Regions from separate parts of the Mus musculus genome. Here region 2 is linked to region 1. A link is a loop called in an ENCODE intact Hi-C map of the cell type or tissue named here. Cell type or tissue: heart. All regions are shown on one strand.

Region 1 (8,000 bases):
TATAAGCTTTCTCCTTTCCTTTATTAGCCCAATGTGGTCTTCTAGCATGGGCTCTATTGTATACTAGGTTCTGTCTACCACCCGTGCCTATCGAGAAAGCCACTGAATCCTCTCTCTGCAGTGACTCTGCCTAAGACTCTCCGGGGGCCCTTTCTAGAGCAAAGTCCTGCTAACCCTATGTGTTCCGGTGTCAACAACCCATCCAAACACCTTTCACTTCCAAGCCTCTACTGCGTTACTACCCTACCTTAGCCTCTCATTCCCAGAAAATAAATTTGACTTTACTCTGAAGAAAAAATAAAAGCAACTAGGCAAAGCCTTCCCAAGTTTCTGCCACAACAGAAATGCAATCAACACACTATTTTTTTTTGTTTTTGTTTTTTGAGACAGGGTTTTTCTGTGTATCCCTGGCTGTCCTGGAACTCACTCTATAGTATAGACCAGGCTGGCCTCGAACTCAGAAATCCGCCTGCCTCTGCCTTCCAAGTGCTGGGATTAAAGGCGTGCGCCACCACTGCCTGGCTTCAACACACTATTCTTTGTGTTACACATCTGTTAACACTCATCTAAGAATTAAGACTATAGTCTCTCATAGTGTGACACATTTCCCAAATGCTGACATCGCATAGAGGCACTGTTTTTATTTGTGTGTTTTGCTTTCTTCTTTTCTAGTGGCACATGTATACCAGGTGGCAGGTCTCAGGGAAAGAAGAAAGATGGATGGTGTCTTCATGGGCCATGATTTTCCACCCATGAAGACCTAAAGGTTGGGTATTAGATTAACTTGTTTATAGATGTTTACATCTTTTCTTGCTTCAATACTGCAGATACCATTCTTTCAAGAGAAAAGAATCTCAGTCACTCATGTTGCTACGGAGGGAGGAGAAATGCTCCCTTCTTCAACAGCCTTGGATAAGTCCCCAGCCCGTTCTCCCAGCTCCTTCTAAGTTCCCTCCTCTGTAAAAGCCAGATGTCTCAGACTGTGTCAGCTGCCTCTTCCTGCTCCTTATTTCCCACTCCTCCCTATCTTCCTCTTCTGTTTGTGTGTGCCCATAAAGGCACACTGTAATGACTTCCTGGTTCTTAAATCCAATGCCACAGTATGGCCCCATGTTCTTACTTCTAGTCTTCAGGCCAAAGACCTCTCTCCTGTGGTTACCTCTGAGGGTCACTCTTGCCTCCCTACTGCCCAAGCCACAAAGATGACTAAGCCAGTGACAACACAGTCACAGATCAGCACGAGAAGCCAGTCCAGGTCTATCCTACTACACCACCAGTATTTTTTACAAAAGATTGAAAGAGACAGGAAGACAGCTCATCACATACAGGTATTTGCCTTATAATCCTGGAGACTTGAGTTCAATTTCTGGCATCCAATGTAAAGGTGGCAGGAGAGAATTGATCCCACACCACTGTTTTCTGACCTCCACGTGTGGCTGTGGAATGTACACCCTCCTGTCCTATGTACTATCAACTAACTAACTAACTAACTAACTAGACAAAAGGACAAGTTCAGGGCTATTTGTTGTTGTTGTTGCTAAGCCTGGTATAGAAAAAGTAATTCCTATTAAGTAAGCTGATGCTGTGAGTCCGCTGCTTTCCTTGCCATCTAAGTCCCCAAAGTCTAAGACATATGAATACAGAATATTCAGTTCCTTGTCCCATGTTGCTTGTCTGGCATATTAGGCGTGTGTGATATCCCTGAAACCTCCCTTTTTCCTCGATAACTGCTCCAGGAGAGAGTAAAGACTGGCAGAAACTCAGAAAATTGCTTCTCACAATTTTAAAGGATGGGAGGGAGAAAACAAATGGCAGAGACCAGTTATGGGCTCCTAACTCTGTAACAGTCACCATCCAGTCCTTTACAGGAGAAGTTTGCTGTTTACTGGCACAGAACAGAAACTATTTGTATTCTTAGACTACTGGACACACAAGTCCCCTAGGAAAAGACAGCAGCCCTGTATCCTCAGGTCTTCTGCACATACTCCCTCAAAGAATGCAGATGATTTTGAACAAATATGAATCCCATCCCCAACCACGTTCTTTGCTGTGAAGATCTTGTTCATCGTCACAGAATGAAAAGGGGAGGTGATATTTTTAACAGAGGAAGGCACGTGCTCAGAGAGCATCAGCCCCTCCTCTCCATCCCAGCAGAGAGCTCCAAGTACAAGAGAGCCACACTCAGCAGGATGGTCAGGAGCAGCTGCCTACCCCTTACTCTCTGGGTCCTTCACACCAACGGGCTCCAAATTTTTGTTCTCAGTCATGCTCTGGGCTATTCAAGAGTGGCACCCATATAGCCTTGTCTTGGAAACAAATAAACCCCAGTGCTGCCCAGTGCTGCCCTGAGTCCAGGCTTTATCTTCAGTTGTCAGCTGGGAAGGGCCACTTGGAAGTCATTTCCCTTCCAAATGAAGATATCCAAGAGTGGAGCAATAAGTCCCTGGGGATGAGCCAAGTGTTTCTTTCTGTAGACAGCAATGAAGCACAACCCATGATTTCTTACCCAACTGAATCAACAACTGGGAAAATAAAAATTGTAACCATGTGAGGCTACGGAGATGTGCTGTGAGTCTAAGACAGAGAGAGTCCCCTTGTGACCAGCCATCTCAGCCACTGGACAGTACAGGCAGCATGATAAGGAGTTCAAAGTAATCTCAGCTACACAGCAAGTTTAAGGCTAGCCCAAACTACACGAGACCACGTCTCAAACAAAACAAAACATGGAGCTCAGGCTGGCTTTACACACCTGGGCTCAAGTGATCCTCTGCTTCAACCACCTGTATAGCTATAGGCACATGTCATCATTGTGAGCTAAATGCAATTTCTTCTCTCCTCCCTCTCCCTCTCCCTCTGCCTCTCTCCCCCCCCCCTCTCTCCCCCCCCCCTTGTCTTCTCTCCCTCCTGAGGATCACATCCAGGGTCTCCTCACACGCGCTAAACCTACACACTCTATCACTGAGGTACGCACTCAGCCCTTTGCATTGCATGATGTTTCTGCTGGACAGGACTTTTCCAGGAAATGGAAGTGTGCTCTCCAACAAGAAAAGTTTGAACAAGTTTCTCAGAAATATATTACATTTAAGAATTTATTTTCTTGGGCTGGAGAGATGGCTCAGTGGTTAAGAGTACTGACTGCTATTCCAAAGGTCCTGAGTTCAAATCCTAGCAACCACATAGTGGCTCACAACCATCTGTCATGAGATCTGATGCCCTCTTCTGGAGTGTCTGAAGACAGCTACAGTGTACTCACATATAATAAATAAATAAATCTTAAAAAAAATAAGATTTTGTTTTCTTGGGGCTAGATAGATAGGTAGCTCAGGGGTTAAGAGCACTGGCTATTCTTCCAGAGGACCAGGGTTCAGTTCTCAGCTACCCAAATGGAGAAACATAACTTATTATATATCACAGTAACAGAGATTGGGAAGCCTGGAGAGTAGCATGAACACGCTCAGTTTTTGGTCTACATGTTTCTTTTCACAGCCTGCTTCCAGCTGCCAGAACTGCGAACACTTTGAGCTGGTCCTTTAGGACTCCGAGAAAGGAGATGGCTGGACAAGCAAGCAGTGAGGTAGCCAGCCAACAACCCTGAGCAGGGGGAGCTGCGAGATATAGTGTGCTGAGAAAACTTCTGATTAAGCCAGTATTTTTTGGTTTTCTGTTTTCAGATCTAAATTTCTGATTCTATTCCTGTCCAAAGACATAGGGTATCAAGACCACTCTGCCATCCTCTTCTTCAGACAAATGCATCTAGGGCCACATTTCAAAGGAACAGTTAACCTTTTTAAAAAGCTTTCAGCAAGCTAAAAGTCTTAGTTTCACTGCCTAATAGGCATTTCATGTTTTTCTTAAGTGAGGGCGACACCTGCTGGCAAAAGATAGATACATTATTTAAGAAAGAGACAATCCCTGAAAACTCTATTCTAACAAGTCATTTTCTGTTTTCTGTTTTCTGTTAAGGACTTCAGCAGCATGGTCCCATCTGGCCCAGCTCGCCAAGTCCTCCATAGACCAGGCTCCAGAAGATCAGATGTCAGCTGGTAAATATTTCTGACCTTTCGGTCTCAGCATCTCTAAAGAGCCACGGAACAAGAACTGTGCCTCAGGTCCTGGGCCATTCAGCCAGCCAGCCACAGCCGTGACCGTGCTCTCCTTATGCTCCCGGCCTTCTCCAGGCCGTGCTATTGGACCCCTGTGTGTTGAATCTGACTTTCAGCCTTGCTTCCGGTTTCCTGGCATTGCTGGCATCAGAGACAGGATGCCACCTGCTGCCTACCCGTGCCTTCCCATGCTCTGCTGCTAAAGAGTTCTCAGTGTAGTGTGCATGGTCAGACTGCCATCACTGCTTAAGATACAAACCACCTCTCTGGTGCCTTTCTTTGCCTCATGGTCTTCTGAAGAAGAAGGTGCCCTTCGTTCAACAACTGCACAATTGATTTATCTAGGTGTTGGCTGTAGGGAGATGGCAGCAAGGGGCCATCTGTGTGATCTAGTGGGCCTGAGAACTGACGTTTGCAAGGATACTCTGCACCACATGCAGCGCGCCAGCTACTCCGAAAGGTATTCAAATTAAATTAAGTGCTACTTTCAATATTGTGCCCTAGATAACATTAATGTTAACTGTACAGTTATATTTATAGTGGCTACTAACAATAAGAATAATAAGGTTGAAAGCTGTGTTGTATCAAGCTGAGTGAGCCATACAGCATTAATGACCACAGGTCTTTTGAACTCATCCATGTCGATTTCTACCACAGCAACACACTGGGCAGACGACCGAGGATGCACAAAGCTTGCCAGTGCTCCCCTCATCCTGTTCCAAGTCTGTTACCCTCAAGTGCGTACACTCTGGGACATACAGGGCTTCCTCCACCTCAGAAAGAGCCTTGAGTAGACTTGGATCTCAGGTGTTCTAGGATACAAATGTGCTGAATACAACTTCCACAGGGCTGCATGCAATATTTTTAATAAATTAGTAAATTGTGAAAAAGAGCTAAAATTTTGGTCTACTTCCCAGCAAATGTAGAATGTTCAAACTGCCAGAAGAGAGAGCCCATGTCAAATCACTGAACCAGTGAGAGAAGCTGGGGAGAAGGAAGGGGGCCACTCCCTGTAGCCCTGACCACACACTCTCCTCTGCCACTCGTCAGGTGCTACACTAATCTTCTGTTTTGTTCTGGAAAATGTCCTACCACCCACCCTTAAGCCCAGCAAAGCTTGTTCTCTCTGTGGGGGTCTAACTTCTCTCCTGTCTCTTATCCAGGCTTATGAAATTCTAGTCACCTTTCAGATCTCAGTCCAGCACTACCCTCAGATCCCTTCCGTAACTTCTTCCCTCATCCAACCAAGTCACTCTTTGCCCAGCAGTCACTGCAGTTATTAAAGATGTGTGGAGTGGATAGTTGTGATCTACATCCATCCTCCATGAGACAAGGACAAAGGGTTTTTCTATCTCTCCTCCCTGAGACTGGGTCTCTCTATGTAGTTTTGGCTGACCTAAAGCTCATTATGTAGACCAGGCTTGGCCCTAGCTCCAGGGATCTAGCTACCTCTACCTCCCAAGCTGGGATTGAATGTGTATGCCACCATGCCCTACTCTCATTTATTTTTAAAAGCAAATAATCTTCCAGTCCTTAAAAGGACAGAAACAGTTCATGAAAAGATAACTAACTGTAAATCTTTTCAGGTAGAAAGTGTGACATAAGGAGATCACAACATCAGAAATTGTATTGCACTCACTTGCTTATGTATCCAACTCGCTACTGCAGTATCTGTGAGAACAGAACTCACCCAGAGCACCCAGTAGGTCTTTACTAACCTGTTAAGGAGCGAATGAGCTGACTAGTATATTTCAGTAGCAGAGTGTGAGTAATGCAAGCTTTCACTATGCAGGAATGTCATCATCTTCAAGGTTATCAAGTCATGCATGTTAAGAAAGAGGACATCAGGCTAACAGGAGAGAGTGCTGAGCCTTTCTGTGCAGCTCAAGAGGACAGCTGAGACTCACAAGTAAGCAATGTGAAGACAGGCAGCTGATAGGAAGCAGACATGCCTCAGACAAGTTACATAGATGGCAAATAAGGACGTGAAAATAATGTTCACACTGTGCTGGATGGTTTTATGCCAACTTGATACAGAACAAAGTCATCTGAGAGAAGGTAGTCTCAGTAAAGAAAAAGCGCCCAGGCTTTAGGGCTGTAGGGCGTGCTCTTAATTATTGACTGAAGAGAGAGGGCTCAGGCCTTTGTGGGTGGTTCCATTTCTGGGCTGGTGATTCAGGGTTCTTTAAGAAAGCAGTCTGAGCAAGCCATGGGGAACAAGTCAGTAAGCAACTCCCTCCATGGCCTCCGCATCAGCTCCTGTGTCCAGGTTCCTGCCCTGTGTGAGTTCCTGTCCTGACTTCCTTCAATGACGAAAGTGTAAGCCGAGTAACCTTTCCTCTCCATCTTACTTTTTGGTCATAGTGTTTCATCAAGGGAAATGGAACCCTGACGAAGACAAACACCATTAAGTATTAGGAATCATAACAAGGCCCAAAACACATGCTGGTGGAAGGCGGAACTGTACAATCACTTTGGAAACTCCTCAAGAGTTTGCAGCCTCTTGAGAAAATGATTACAGCTATTCTTTTCCATGTATTTACTCAAGAAAAAAAAATCCAGGTATATACCATTCTAAGACCTTGACACAAATGTCCAAAAGAAAAGAAAAAAAAAATCAAATGCCCAGGAGTGGGTGAATGGATGGGCAAGCTGATGGTATACATGCACAATCGAACGGTACCCAGCAAGAAAAAGGGAGGGACCAGTGGCACACAAGTGGATGAATCCCCACATATTCTGCTGAGCAAGACAATGGCATATGAGTCCATTCATTATACATTATGTAATAGAGTCAATTTTAGGCAAAAGTGGGCCAGTGTTTGCTCAGGGCAGATAGCCAAGGAGGAGATAACAGAAATGGGGGTAAAGAGGAACAAAGAAAATCTTGGGGATTGCTTGGTGTCATTGGTTTCACAAGAGCACACATTCCAACATATGGCAAACTGTTCTTTTTTTAATATGTGCAATTTATTGCATTTCACTTATAACACACACACACACACACACACACACAGAGCCAAAGTTTGAGTGTAGTACTGGGTGAAGTGCTCATACTGAAAGAATATGGTTTCACATGGTTTGCACTGACTTTAACAATGGTTTTCTGAGAACTAGCAATTACAAAGTGAGCAGTCAGTCCCACATTCAGTCCAGAGACCCTAACTTAGTAATCTCCCGAGACGAGCCACAAGCAAACATCAAAGCACTTGCTTTCATAGGTGATCTGACTAAATTTGAGCTTTTTATAGGAAAACTTTTTATTTCATGAATATAAAATCAATCATTTATGAGGAGTACCATATGGTTAATTCTGCCCTCTACTTCCCAAATCAATCCTTGAAAAGCCTCAGAAAACATGATACAAAATTGAGGCTCACAAAGTTCACAGATTAAAAAAAAAACCAAGAAACTATTGAGCCAGGTGTGATGGCGCACGCCTTTAATCTCAGCACTCGGGAGGCAGAGGCAAGTGGATTTCTGAATTCGAGGCCAGCCTGGTCTACAGAGTGAGTTCCAGGACAGCCGGGGCTACACAGAGAAACCCTGTCTCAAAAAACCAAAAAAGAAAGAAAGGGAAAAAAAAACTATTATTACCAATCATACCCAAATTAAGGGCAGGGCCCTAAATAGAGAGACTGCTGCTGTCTGGACCTCAGTCACTAATTCAGCATCGGTGACACACAGGGCAGCACAGTGCACAGCACAGTGCACAGCAGCATGCAGCCGACCCACCCATCACTCCTGCCATGACACACTGAGGCTCTCACTGGGGCAGGAAGCCTGCGTGCTCATTTGCCCTTCTTTAGTAACTAATGCAGGTACAGGAGAATGTACCAGGCTGATTCTATCTATGAACAGGCTGGCAGGAAGGTGTTTAAATGGCTTAGTGCTCAG
Region 2 (8,000 bases), 77 kb before region 1:
TCCTGGGCACTGCCCCTATTTCAAAGTTCAGTCTCTGTCCAGCTTGCTTTATCTCCCGCCAGTGTTTCTCAAAACACGTTCCTCAAACCTGACTCTACAGAGTCTCAGGGAATGGGTCCTGTTTCTAAACCAGTTTGGGAAATACTGCACCACCCAGCTATACTCCTTGCTGCCAGCTTTACGATTTATTCCAACGCGTCGCACAAGAGAAACTCCGCACCTTCCTGAGTCCTCAGAGCCTCAGTTCAGACAACACCTTCTTCCTCCCTTTTTATTTACTATGTAGCCCTGGCTGGCCAGGAACTTACTATGTAAGCCAAGCTAACCTCAAACTTACACTGGTCACCTTCCGTGTGTGTGTGTGTGGGGGGGGCATGCATGTATGGGGCATAAGCACGTGTGTTGGGTACACTCACCTGGACATACATATGAGACTAGAGGTTGACTTTAGGTCTCTATTGCTCTCTATTTACATTTTTGTTTGTTTGCTTGTTTTGTACAGGGTTTCTCTGTATAGCCCTGGCTGTCCTGGAACTCACTTTATAGACCAGGCTGGCTTCAAACTCAGAAATCCACCTGCCTCTACCTCCCGAGTGCTGGGATTAAAGGTGTGAGCCACTACGCCCAGCTCTACTTACATTTTTAAAAATTATTTTTGGTTATTTATTTGGGACAATGTCTCACTATGTAGCTCAGGCTGGCCCAGGATTCCTTCTGTGAACCAAGTTGGCCTCAAACTCTGCCTGCCTGTCTTTGACTCCTGAATGCTATTTTTATATTTAAAATTATGAATTACATGTCTGTGTGGGTATGTGCCTGTAAATGTGGTTGTCAGTGAAGGCCAGAGGGCTCGAACCTCCCTGGAGGAGCGGCCTGATGTGGATGCTGGGAATGTAATTTGGGTCCTCTGGAAGGAGCTATGCCTGCTTATAACTGCTAAGCCACATTTCAACTGTCCACTTTTATTTTGAGACAGGGTTTCTCACTAAGCCCAAATCTCAGCATTTAAAGTTACACAGAACAAGGAACTCTTGGGATACACCCGTCTCCCTGCCCCCAACACTGCTGTGGGAGTGGATTGTTACAAGCACACACCACCATACCAGTTACATGGCTGCTAGCATCTGAGCTCAGTCTTCTTTCATGCTAAAGACACACTGTATGGCTGAGCTACAGCCCAGCCCCAGTAGTTAACTCCCAGGTTCACTGCTCAGCACTGTGTGCTTCAGAAACACACGTCATTAGCCGTGCGTGGTGGCGCACGCCTTTAATCCCAGCACTTGGGAGGCAGAGGCAGGTGGATTTCTGAGTTCGAAGCCAGCCTGGTCTTTAAAGTGAGTTCCAGGACAGCCAGGGTTATACAGAGAAACCCTGTCTCGAAAAACCAAAAAAAAAAAAAAAAAAAAAAAAAAAAAGAAAAAGAAAAGAAACACATGCCACACGTAGTTTCTGAATGTGTCATAGTCTGATGGCCTGAATCTGTGGCATACCTGTAACCTAGACAGTACAGTGTTTGTGTGACTAGAAGGGCTGGTAACCGAGGCTTGGTCTCCAGTTCAGCAGGGGCTGAGAGGCAGGGATGGCTGCCCTTTGGAGCACCTTAAAAGACAAACAAAAAAACCCAAACCAGCGTGCAGGAGAGGTGGCTCAGCAGTTAAGAGCACCGACTGCTGTTTCAAAGTATCCTGGTTCAAATCCCAGCAAGTACTTGATGGCTTACAGCTGTTTGAACTGTCATTTAGGGAAGCAGGAGAGACAGCTCAGTTAAAGGCACTGACTGCTCTTCCAAAGGTCCTGAGTTCAATTCCCAGCAACCATATGATGGTGGCTGTAATGGGATCTGATGACCTCTTCTGGTGTGTCAGAAGACAGCTACAGTGTAATCATATAAACAAAATAAATCTTAAAACAAAACCAAAACAAAAAACAAAGGCAAGCCTGGGACAAGTGGTACACATCTTCATTCCCAGCACTGGGAGGCAGAGGCAGGCAGGTCTCTGTGAGTTCAAGGCCAGCCTATGGAGTGAGACTCTGTCTCAAAAACAAACAGCAAACAAACTGTCGATGCAAGAGCTCACTTTTCTTTTCTTTTCTTTCTTTCTTTTTTTTTTTTTTTCTTTTCCCAAGACAGGGTTTCTCTGTATAGCCCTGGCTGTCCTAGAACTCACTTTATAGACCAGGCGGGCCTCAAACTCAGAAATCTGCCTGCTTCTGCCTCCCAAGTGCTGGGATTAAAGGCGTGTGCCACCACCACCTGGCCCAAGAGCTCACTTTTCTAAGGATGTTCTGTGTGCTCCAGGGTTGCTGGCCTGGGTGCTCCCAGGTGAGTCCCTGTCTGTTTCCCTTCTCAACACAGGAGTGCTGGGGTTACAGATGTGTGCTACCACATCTGGCTTTTTAACCACATCTGGCTTTGTACATGTGTTCCAGGGATCCAAGCTCAGGCTGTCAAGCTTGCATGGCGTGGGCTTATACCCTCCAAGCCCTCTTGATAGATGTTAACTTTGATGGTTTTGACAGCATCTTGCTGTGTAGCCCAGGCTAGCTTTGAACTTGTGACTCCCTGCCTCTGCATCTCAAGTGCTAGAGTTACGCCACCATGCCTGGCACGAGTTGTTTCTTGTGTGTGTTTCAAAGCAAATCAGAATTGACCATGAGGGATGCAGAGGAGGAGAGAAGGCAAGACCCTGAGAGGTGAGAGGAGAAACTTCTGAAGCTGGTGAGGTACACAGGCAGGAAACTGGTCCAGCATTTCCAGGCTGAAGGTCAGGTGCTTAGCCCTCACGCTTTGCAGGAGTTGTGTCTCAAACTGATGAATTTTTAATTTTTTTTTTCATTTTCTTTTTTGAGACAGGGTTCCTCTGTATAGCCCTGGCTGTCCTGGAACTCACTCTATAGACCAGGCTGGCCTGGAACTCACAGAGGTCTGTGTGCCTCTGCCTCTCAAGTGCTGGGATTAAAGGTGTGTGCCACCACAGCAACACCCTCCATAACCCCCCAGCAAACTGCGGGATTTTTGTGAGTGTTCACAGCTGGTTTGACTCCCCAAAGCCAAAGAGCATCCCAACCCTCCGAACGGCCCTCCCTCCGCTTGGTGCAGGCTGATGGCTCTCTTCAGGGAAGCCTCAGATTTGGGTCCCTAAGGTTGAATGTTCTAAAAGCACTGCTCACCATCCCTTGGCTGTAGTGAAGAATAGAGAGTCCCAGTTCAGGGCCCGGGAACCACAATGCCACACACACACACACACACACACCGTATGCTCACCAGATCAGGGTGAGGTTGACTTCAGTGCCGGGAGGGTAGTTCTCCAGCTGGATCAGGACTGTGAACAATTGGGGGCCCAGGAAGTTGACCAGGGAGATGACTCCAGGAGGCAAGTACTGGAGCACCAGAAAAAGGGACTCCTGTGGGGAGTAGGAGGGAAGGTCAGGGTTCCGAAGATGCAGCTCTCCCAAGCAGGGCCTTGACCTGAGCCTCCATTTTCTCATCTGCCAAGCGGGGGCACTCACCTCCTCCCACCGTTCACACCAGAAAAGCAAACAAATGGTAAAGAAAGGATTACAAGTCTCCTGTACCTCCTTGTTGTCCTGTGAGTACTTGGTGGCCCAGAAGATGGCGCTGATGGCTCCGACCACTAGGAGCACAATGAGGATGTTGGTGCGAAGGTAGGTGAGCAGGCGGCAGGCCTTCTGGGCCCTGGTCTGTTGTTGAGCCAGCTCCACGCGGCGGCCCTCTTCCAGCTCCATCTGACGTGACAGCAGCAGAGAGGGGCCCTGAAGCACTCCACATCCACACATCCACACTTACCCTCATCCAATCACTAGCCACCCCTGATCATACACTCTCTCACCAGCCACACACACATGGGTGTGTGTCCGCCCCTTTTGTTGTTCGGTTTGTTTTTTTATTTTAAAGATTTATTTATTTTATGTATGTGATATACTCTTCCACAGATCCCATCACAGATGGTTGTGAGCCACCATGTGGATGCTGGAAATTGAACTCAGGACCTCTGGAAGAACAGTCAGTACTCTTTTTTGTTTGTTTGTTTGTTTTTCAAGACAGGGTTTCTCTGTGTAGTCCTGGCTGTCCTGGAACTCACTCTGTAAACCAGGCTGGCCCCGAACTCAGAAATCTGCCTGCTTCTGCCTGCTGGGATTAAAGGCATGTGCCAGCCTCCATGCCCGGCATAGTCAGTACTCTTAACTGCTGAGCCATCTCTCCAGCCCCTGTGGTTGGGTTTTTAATTTTATTTTTACACTGTGTGTGTACATGCATGTGTGTGTGTGTACATGCATGTGTGTGTGTGTGTGTGCACATGCGTGTGTGAGTGTCATGGTGCACACATGGAGATCAGAGTACAGCTTGTAAGAGCTGGTTCTTTCTCCCATGTGGGATCCAGAGATGAACTTTAAGTCGGCAGTCTCAGAGCAAGGCCCTTTACCTGAAGAACTATCTTGCCAACCTCTCGCTGAGACAGGGCCTTGTCTCATAATCTTGGCTGGCCTGGCACTTCCACAATTGTAGCCCAGGTTAGTAGCAAACTCAGGAAGATCTTCCTGCCTCAGCCCTGGATCCCAGTGCTGGGATCAGATATGTACATCATACCTAGACACACTCACATTATTATTATTATTTTTTAAGGCAGGATCTCACTGTGTAGCCCCTGGCTGAATTGGAAATCACAGCCATCCTCCTGCCTCTGCTTCCCAAGTGGTATGATTAAAGACATGTGCCACTAGGTCTGGCTCACACATTCTTAGAACATTTGCATGTTCTCACACGGGGCACACGCGTGCACGCCCACGCAGCCCCTCACCCTCACTTTCATCGCCAGCCACACTCGTGCGCTTGGCCACACACACCTTCAGTTCATTGCTGATTTCGTGCTTCTTGATGGTGGCGGCTTCCCACACCCGGATGCAGAAGTCCCAGGATGAGAACACTTTGGCGCTGAGGGGTGTCCTGTAGCGCTGACCCAAGAGTGTCTGCTGGGGTAGGCCTTCTGCCATCCTGGTGGAAGGGGGAAGGATTTCTGTGGTGGTGGGGGGGTCCCTCCACCCTCGCCATACAGGAGGCGGAACCAGGATGAGTCTCACTGCACAGTGATCTATCTGCCAACTGAGGATCTCTGTGGCCCGGGAAGGATGGCCAAGGATGGAGGCCTGGAGGATGTGGGGTCGTCCCTCACCTCTGCAGTATCCCACAGAAACAGAGGAGCAGGCAGACCATCGGGCTAAGGAGGTAGGCCAGGCGGATGCTGTATTCAGAGCTGCTCTCTGGCCCCGCTCGGTAGGCACCGTAGAAGAGATAGGTGTTGTTGAAGGCCTGGAGAGACAGTGAGGGCATCTGAATGAAGCTGAGTGCAGGGCCCTGAAGTGCTTGCCCTGGAAGGACAAGATCTCCTTTCCTATCCCAGGCAAGCCTTGAACTTGAAATCCTCCTGCTGCCTGGCCTAAGAGCATCCCTGTTTTACACACACTCAAAGAAGCCAGGTGACTTGCCCAAGGCTGCAGGGATTTGGACCCAGGACTCAGGCTACTGGCTCAGCGGCCTCCAGGAATTGGGAGGTACTCCCCCAGCCCCCAGACAGGGTTTCTCTAGGAAGCCTTGGCTGTTCTAGAACTCTCTCTAGATGAGGCTGAACTTAAACCCAGAGACCTGCCTGCCTCTGCTTCCTAAATCCTGGGATTAAAGTCGTGTGTCACCACACCTGGTGGGAGGTGCTTATCTAACAGGCCTGGACATCTTCCTCCATTTGTCTCTTGCTCCAAGCTGGATTCTGTGGGTCATGGGGACATGTCCCTATATCTGGCCTGGCTGGCTTAGGGAAAAGTCTCCCTTAAAAGCCAAAAATCTCTCTTGAGGGAGCAGGGGTCCTTTCAGGCTGGAGTCTCCCAGATGTCCCAGAACATTGCCAGAAGATACCCCACTTACTCTGCCCGTTAAAATATTCCAAAGTGGGTTGTGAAACCTTGGAATGTCACTCTGAGGCAGGGGGCTGCTGGAGCACTGGAGTCCTGCTAAGTGGGAAGAGAATGGCATCAGGACAGGGTCCCCCAAATATGTGACACTCTATCTCCCAACTCCACTGTCTCGACCCTATACCGAGGATGTCTGAGTTTGTGCTGGGTGGCATCCGGGCAGAAGGTCCTATGGAGGAGAGTCCAAAGCTAGCCCATGCAGCTTGCCCAGGCAGGGCCAGCACTCACTCAGTTTCAGGGCAGGGCCTAGCTCAGGGGGGCGGAGCCAGACCAGGGGCAGCAGCACAAAGCAGGCAGTCAGCAGCATGGTCAGCAGGTTGAGCAGCAGCAGGAAGCGAAGGAAAGTGAAGTAGGACTGGATCCCGGTTCCGAAGAGGCCTACGAGAGAAAACAGGGAGAGTCAGCCACGTTGAGAATCCCAGGGCTGTGTGATGTGTGGCAATATGGACCAGCCCAGGGCAAAATTAGGGCTCCGCGCGCCCCCACAGCCCTCCAGAGATCTGTATGTAACCCAGCTAGGTGTGCACAGGAGGAATCCGAGGGGTGTACAAGGATGGAGGGGCTGATGAGGAAGGTGGGAAATATGGGTCGGCATGGGATCCTACCCCCAATCTCGTAGAGAGCTCCCTCCCAGAGACCGAAGCCGCGGGCCAGCCGTTGCTCTGCCTCCCTCAGGTGTTGTCGCGCCACCCGCCTCGGGCGATGCCACCGCTGCCAGAAGGTGGTCTTCACTCCCTCGGGCTCCCGCAGTTCCCTGCAGGACCGTGGTGACAGGGGGGCGCCCTTGAGTAATCCATCTGACAGATGCATCCTCCGGAGGCCCCCCACCCCCACCCCACCCCTGCGCAGCTCGTCCAGAGTAGCCGAGCGGCACCCACCGGATGAAGCGCTTGTCTGCCATGGCGTAAGGCAGCATCCGCACAGGCGTCCGGGAGGCGCATAGCCGCTCCACTTCTTGCTCCCACAGCTCCTCCGAGGCCGCCTGGGATTCAGGCCTTCGTGGGGCTGGTCCTGACTGCACCGACCACTGGCGAAACATCCCAGTGGGCGCGCGGGACAGACAGGCAAGATCCTTGCTCGCAGGAGCTCCACCTTGGCCCTGCCAGTGTCCACAGTGAAAAGAAGCCTGCTGTGGTCGAAGCCGGGGCTGCCCCACTCCACCTCTCAAACAGACCCACTGACCAAGGCCTTAGTCTTCAACTGCCAAGCACGGTGAAAGGCCTCCAGGATATGAGGAGAGAGAAGCCGCGGGCAAAGGCTGTCTGTCCTAAACCTTACCTTACGCTTTAGAAAAACACAATCTTTTCCCATGTGCTGATTGGCTTTTGGGAGGTCACTCCTGTCCCGAACCCCCGACAGCTCCTAGAATTTAGCTTCCTGCAACACCCCAGCTCTGGATGTACTAGGGCTCCGTTCTCTCTGTGTGTGTTTGTTTTGTTTTTTTGAGACAGGGTTTCTCTGTGTAGCCCTGGCTGTCCTAGAATTCACTCTGTAGACCAGGCTGGCCTTGAACTCAGAAATCTGCTTGTCTCTGACTCCCAAGTGCTGGGATTAAAGGCGAGCACCGTCACTGCCCGCCCCATTCTGTGTGTTTTGTCCAGGCTGGGTCTGCTCTGGTCTTCTCAAGGGACCCAGAATAGAAGGCGTGGCTACATCCCCAATCATGAGAAAAGAAAAGACACCCCCCCCCCCAAACCATCCGGAAGGAAGCAATAGCCCTGGCCTTCTTCCCCCTCTCACCGTCCTTATTGTCACAAGGCAAGCAGCTCACAAAGAGGCAAGGGACCAAGCTCCCCGAAGAGCCCCCTCCTAAGACCAGCTCTTGACACACCAGGCAGGGTGGTGAGGGAGTGGGGTGGGGGTCACGTGACAGGAACCCCGGGGGTGGGGGCCCACCGCGTCTCCTCCCCTCCACCCACTCCCGCCTTCCTTCCTCACAGTTTCCTCTGCCTCTGCGTGCACTTCCCGACCTGGAGGGTCACGGGCACAGGTGAGAGGCGCGGGTGGCACCAGGC

What was found. A loop is a pair of places that touch in the nucleus more often than their neighbours do. Peaks named below come from ENCODE experiments on the same cell type or tissue, not always from the same donor. Only the 100,000 strongest peaks of a DNase experiment are listed, where the experiment ranks them.
Region 2: a loop joins it to region 1, with 6 times the contacts of the local background. A loop is called at or near these places in 19 of 42 quality-filtered maps.

What each region holds. Positions count from the first base shown.
Region 1 is chr11:117,705,412-117,713,411 of GRCm38, reverse strand. All of the region lies in intron 3 of Tnrc6c (trinucleotide repeat containing 6C), which reads right to left. Among named protein-coding and RNA genes, the nearest start is that of Tnrc6c, 55 kb to the right of the region's middle. In heart, a CTCF peak has its summit at 3,875 (motif pointing left); DNase peaks (open chromatin) are centred at 2,331 and 3,544; H3K27ac peaks cover 1,188 bases.
Region 2 is chr11:117,782,134-117,790,133 of GRCm38, reverse strand. Tmc8 (transmembrane channel-like gene family 8) reads right to left here and starts at 7,837. Exons shown (of 16, transcript NM_181856.2): 1 at 7,726-7,837; 2 at 6,864-7,084; 3 at 6,591-6,739; 4 at 6,214-6,363; 5 at 5,939-6,021; 6 at 5,193-5,329; 7 at 4,867-5,014; 8 at 3,577-3,747; 9 at 3,266-3,405. The coding sequence starts at 7,024. Gm11723 (a long non-coding RNA gene) reads left to right here and starts at 3,987. Exons shown (of 3, transcript XR_003949820.1): 1 at 3,987-4,024; 2 at 4,404-5,571; 3 at 6,661-7,479. It also overlaps a transcript of Tmc6 not described here. In heart, CTCF peaks have their summits at 3,603 (motif pointing right) and 6,735; DNase peaks (open chromatin) are centred at 3,613, 6,233, 6,783 and 7,893; H3K4me3 peaks cover 1,888 bases; H3K27ac peaks cover 1,913 bases; H3K27me3 peaks cover 1,072 bases.